Regions from separate parts of the Homo sapiens genome. Here region 1 is linked to region 2. The links are chromatin contacts, found by Hi-C or POLR2A ChIA-PET in ENCODE. All regions are on one chromosome and are shown on one strand. Each heading gives the region's core, a stretch centred on a gene start or an enhancer-like site at or near the end of the contact. The rest is flanking DNA. Distances are from core to core; before and after follow the strand shown.

What was found. Hi-C counts contacts between places; a loop is a spot of excess contacts on that map. ChIA-PET counts read pairs that join two places held with the same protein, here RNA polymerase II (POLR2A). Pooled maps may share reads with other maps.
Region 1: a pooled map shows a loop between it and region 2 (2.7-fold over the local background). The contact joins the promoter of GEMIN6 here to the enhancer-like site in region 2. A Hi-C loop is called at or near these places in 1 of 50 pooled maps. POLR2A ChIA-PET finds 5 or more read pairs at or near these places in 2 of 52 experiments (Caco-2 and GM12878).

What each region holds. Positions count from the first base shown.
Region 1 is chr2:38,776,716-38,779,572 of GRCh38, forward strand. It overlaps GEMIN6 (gem nuclear organelle associated protein 6), which reads left to right and starts at 1,495. Exons shown (of 3, transcript NM_024775.10): 1 at 1,495-1,566; 2 at 2,257-2,403. The coding sequence starts at 2,276.
Region 2 is chr2:38,507,237-38,510,175 of GRCh38, forward strand. All of the region lies in intron 1 of LINC02613 (long intergenic non-protein coding RNA 2613), which reads right to left. Among named protein-coding and RNA genes, the nearest start is that of LINC02613, 7.0 kb to the right of the region's middle. Within about 2 kb of position 1,280, at least 15 of the 41 ENCODE cell types and tissues checked have a DNase peak (open chromatin) inside an H3K27ac peak, as active enhancers do.

The DNA.
Region 1 (2,857 bases), core at 245-2,744, 270 kb after region 2:
GTGAGGGCTAGGAAAATGAGGCTGGGACTTGCTGGTCTGCATTCTCAGAAAGTTAGGCATTCCCAGCCTCTAGATGTTTACGGTTAAGGGAAGACATTAATAACGTTTACCGCCGGGCGCGGTGGCTCACACCTGTAATCCCAGCATTTTGGGAAGCCGAGGCGGGCGGATCACTTGAGGTCAGGAGTTTGAGACCAGTCTGGCCAACATTGCAAAAACCCGTCTCTACTAAAAATACAAAAATTAGCCAGATGTGGTGGTGCATGCCTGTAATCCTAGCCACTAGGGAGGCTGAGGCACGAGAATCGCTTGAAGCCGGCAGGTGGAGGTTCCAGTGAGCCTCGATCGCACCTTTGCACTCCACCTGGGTGACAGTGTGAGACTCTGTCTCAAAAAAAAAAAAAAAAAAAAAAAAGTTTACTAAACAGACCCAGACTTGGGAGTGTCCAGATATCGCAATACCTGGAGAACAAAGGCATTCCTAATTTTGCTTTAAAGATAATAGTATTGATGCTTGAAAAATATAGTAATTAAGAAAATTAATCCTTTATCATAAACCCTTGTAGCAGAGCGCATCTCCTCATACATAGGACTATTGTATCTAGGGTGGACACTTTCCTCTTACTTTCGGGAACATCCTACTCTGTCTATGGAGCAGCTGTTCTTTCACCACTTTACTTTCTTACTAAACTTGCTTTTGCTTTGCACTGCGGACTCGCTCTGAATTCTTTCTTGCGCGAGATCCAACAACTCTCTCCTGGGGTCTGGATCAGGACCCCTTTCCTGTAGCAACCCTATCGCTCTTCTCCACGGCACGTTCACCTCACATTCCTAGAGCTTTAGGATTTACTCTGAGGGTTCATGTGCTTTGATTCTAAGGCGAAAGTGCATTTCCAAGTCTACTATCATTGAGGACCTGGCACGAGCTTTTTCCTCTTTATTTATTTTTATTTTTAATTTTTTTGAGACGGAGTTTCGCTCTTGTTGCCTAGGCTGGAGTGCAATGGTGCGATCTCAGCACACTGCAACCTCCGCCTCCCGGGTTCAAGCGATTCTCCTGTCTCAGCCTCCTGAGTAGCTGGGATTACAGGCGCCCGCCACTAGGCCCGGCTAATTTTTGGTATTTTTAGTAGAGACGGGGTTTCACCATGTTGGCCAGGCTGGTCTCGAACTCCTGACCGGTTTCGAACTCCTGATCCACCCGCCTCGGTATCCCAAAGTGCTGGGATTACAGGCGTGAGCCACCGCGCCCGGCCGCTTTTTCCTCTTTAAAGAAAAAAAGATTATTTGAACTGTCCGTCGTGGCAATGGAGAGGGATAGCCTTAGAGGACATGGCGGTTCATTATTATTATTATTATTACAGAACAATCTTAGACTCTGTCCGCACCCTGCACTCTAGGTCCCGCGACTCTCAGACCTCCAAGTAGGACTACAAAACAGAGGTTTCTGGGGGAAGGAAGTGACGATCGGCGCAAAGCATGCTGGTCTCAGGCGGTCTCCGCTCAACGATCCTTCCTCAAAGCATGGTTGCTGAGTACCCAGAGTTGCGAGGAGTTTTTTAACTGGTATTTTTCTCGTTTGTCAGGGTTAAACGTTAAGTACCATTTGGTTTTTAGTACAGTGTTAGGTATCGTGTGGCTGCAGGACAGGACCAGAAATCTAAGCTCTAGAGCTGTAGCCGCTGGCCCTTCGTTTGTGCATCCTTCAAACAAATTTTAAGGGGCAGTTGTCATAAATCGGGGGAGCCTCTCGATGGCGGGATCCAGCGGAGACACAGAGCCAGAGAGCGCGTGGGTGGATATCAGGAGAGTTTTCTGGTTCAGTTGAGGAGTGGGGTGAACTCCTTTGATCGATGGAAGGAAAAGCAGAGTTGAAGGGTTTGAGCATCATCTGCAGGCCAGAGTGAAAGCGATTTGGAATGTGGTTGTGGATCGGAATAGACCTGTGCCAGATGAATTTCCTCAGACTGCACCCGCGGCAAATCGGTGACCCCTCTGCTTTAGGCCGAATTGTACATATTAACTATTTTCCTTTTCCTGATAAAAATTCTCAAGCAGCCTTTACACGTGTTCTTTTCCCCAACTATAGTATCAGTTCCTATCAGTACATGCATTAATACTTAATTGTATTAAGTTACTTATTACGAACTTGAGGCAAATCACAGATGTTCTCTGTCTCTAGGATAGGATGGAGATTAGGGATAAGACATTTGCTTACGTGGAACATATATTAACCAGCACTGGTGGTTGTTTCAGATTTAGCCAGGTGGCAATCATGAGTGAATGGATGAAGAAAGGCCCCTTAGAATGGCAAGATTACATTTACAAAGAGGTCCGAGTGACAGCCAGTGAGAAGAATGAGTATAAAGGATGGGTTTTAACTACAGACCCAGTCTCTGCCAAGTGAGTATGCATCCTACTTGCCTGAAATCTTGACACCCCTTTGTGCTGCCTGTATGTTATAGACAAACTAAGAAAGCAGATAAATGAAAAGCTAATTATTAATATTTTCATATAAGAATTTTTTGTTTGTTTGAGACAGGGTTCTACTGTCACCCAGGCTGGAATGCAGTGGCGAGATCTCGGCTCTTTGTAACCTCCACCTCGCAGGTTCAAGCGATTCTCCTGCCTTAGCCTCCCGAGTAGCTGGGACTACAGGCATTTGCCACCACGTCTGGCTAATTTTTGTATTTTTTGTGGAGACGGGGCTTCGCCATGTTGCCCAGGTTGGTCTCAAACTCCTGATCTCCAAGGATCTGCCCACCTTAGCGTCACAGAGTGCTGGCATTACAGGCTGAGTCACTGTACCCGGCCTACATATGAGAACTTAACTGCCTTTGAATCTAAATGCTGTTCT
Region 2 (2,939 bases), core at 30-2,529:
TGGCTAAAGCCACACAGTCTTAATTTAACAGGTCTTATAGTCTTATAGGGTGAGTCGCTCATCTTGTGTTTTTCAAAATTTCTTAACTATTTTTGGTCCTTTTTCAGAACAATGTTAGAATCATCCTGTCTAGACCCATAAAAAAAATCCTATGTGAATTTGGTTGGAGTCACAAAGAATTTATAATTTGGGAAGAATTGAAATTTATGACACCAAGGCTGGGTGCAGTGGCTCACACCTGTAATCCCAGCACTTTGGGAGGCCAAGGCAGGCAGATCACGAGATCACGAGATCGAGACTATCCTGGCTAACACAGTGAAACCCTGTCTCTATTAAAAAATACAAAAAATTAGCCGGGCGTGCCGGTGGGCACCTGTAGTCCCAGCTACTCGGGAGGCTGAGGCAGGAGAATGGCATGAATCCAGGAGGCAGAGCTTGCAGTAAGCCGAGATCATGCCACTACACTCCAGCCTGGGCAACAGAGTGAGACTCCATCTCAAAAAAAAAAAAAAAAAGAAATTTATGACACTGTATCTTCATATCATAAATACATCTTATCTATCTATTAAAGAATACCTAGGCCAGGCACAGTGGTTCACATCTGTAATCACAGCACTTTGGGAGGCCAAGGCAGGAGGATCACTTGAGGCCAGAAGTTCGAGACCAGGCTGGGCAACATAGTGAGATCCTATTTTACAAAAAAAAAAAAAAAATTAGCCAGGTGTGGTGTCATCCACCTGTAGTCCCAGTTACTTGGGAATCTGAAGCAGGAGGATTGCTTGAGTCCAAGAATTCAAGGCTGCAGTGAGCTATGATGGTGCCAACTGCACCCTAGCCTGGGCAACAGAGAGAGACCTTGTCTCTAAAAAACCCTAAGAACAAAAACAAAACAAAACAAAAAGAATACCTAAACAAGTAAAGTTTTATAATTTTCTTCATAAAGATCATGTATATATTTCTGGTACCTTATAGCTTTTGTTTCTTTTATAGGTGTTAGCTTTAAATTTTTTTATTTTCTAACTGTGGTTGGTACCTTAAAATGCAAGTTAATTTTTGTATAATGACCTTCTATCTAGTAACTTTGATGTGTTCTCCTAAATTTTATAAGGCTCTCTTTTACACATCTCTGGAAAGTTTAGATACTTCTGTACCGGAGCAAAAGTCATCAGCAAGCACTTACCCTTGGTGACAAAAGCAGTCCGAGCAAAGGACTAACTCGCAACCTCCCTTGCCTAAACGACTGCAGCTTGTTCCTAAATCTTACTATCCTATTGACACATGCAACAGCAACGCCCCCTTCTGGAGACCTGCCAACAAGACAGAAGTCTCCAGAGAGAAAGCCCTCGTGCTTGTTTAGATCAAAGATCCAGACCAAGTGGCCTCGCTTGAGGTCAGCCTTGCTGTTACAAAACAGAATGATCCCCAGGCAAAGGGCTCAGAGCCAGCTGGGTTAGATGAGGGGCTGCCTGGGTGACCTGATTAGAGGATGCTGTTTCTTGATTGGCCACATCCACTCTGTCCTTCCACTCCTACTTGAAAAGGCCTTGGGGACATCAGAAAGCAGGCCAGAAGGAGGAAGCAGCACTGCATGGAGAAAGAGTTAGCGTGAAGCCTGCCCCTTGCCCACTGAACACCCCTGCTCAGCCCGCAAGCTGTTTCCCAGCTAGGCTTCCACCCAAAACATCCATCTGGCTTGATTGCTGGGGGCAGCCGGCAGCTTCAAGAGACCTGTGAGGCCAGGAAGATGCATTCCATAGCTGTTGGCTTTGAGGTCATCCTATGTGATGCTAGAGAAAGAGAGACAGAGAGAGGAGGATGAAGAGCTGGTGCCCATTTGTTGGGCACTGGCATCTCACTGGACCCCAGCTGTCTCCATGCAATGGCCCAGAAGCAAGGTGACTTTTCCAGAGATCCCATTTCCCCTTAGAGAAAGGCCATTTCTCCATGGCCTACTTGGGTGTATAGGATAATGGCCTGATGTGAAGGGCTAGGTTTTATTTCCATATCTATCAAAGCTGAAAGCCAATGGGGCAGAGTAAAAAGTAAATGAACCTGAAGTCAGACAGATCTGAGTTCAAATCCCTAGGTGAATTCAGGCAGGGTGTAATCAACTCTTCTGAACTTTGATTTCATCCTCTGTCTAAGGGGGAAGAAAATACCTTCCTTGTAGGGTTGTTGAGATGATTAAATTGAATTAAATCATGTACATCGCAGCAGAGTGGCTGCCTGATAAAGCTGTTTTTAATCCTTAGAAGGATAATCGCTGAGTCACCTCTCTAATGGATGTGGGATACTTGCCAATCTCAACCTTTTCCCAGTGAACTAAGAAATGTGAGTTCTCCTGAAATGAGAGGCAGCCACTAAGTCCTGTGTTGTGTGCTGAGGATGGAGTTTATGTATATATGGTAACTCATTCTATTCTTACGAGAACCCTGTGAGGTGGATAGTATGGATATTATAGCCATGCTGCAAATGAAGAGACTGAGGTTCAGAAAAGCACCATGACGTCTTGAAGTCATGAGCAGGATATAGAGAGCAGAGATAAGAAGCTGTGTGTGTCCTTTCCAGAAGCCTTTGCTGTGCTGCCCAGGTCATTACCCTTCTCCTGTCTTGACAATCTAGTCCTAGACCTCAGGTAGTCCCACAGGTTTTTTGTTTTGTTTTATTCTGTTTTTAGAGACAGAGTCTCACTCTGTCGTCCAGGCTGGAGTACAGTGACACAGTCATGTCTCACTATGTTGCCCAGGCTGGTCTCTAACTCCTGGCCTCAGACACTCCTCCTGCCTCAGCCTTCCAAAGCACAGATATTACAGGCATTACTGTGCCCTGCCTTAACCCCACAGTTTTTAACTTAGCTCTGGGGCAGTCCTGATCTCTCTTTTTCAGAGGATAAATTATTTCAATTGCCAGGAGCAACAGTTCATTGACCTACATGACCC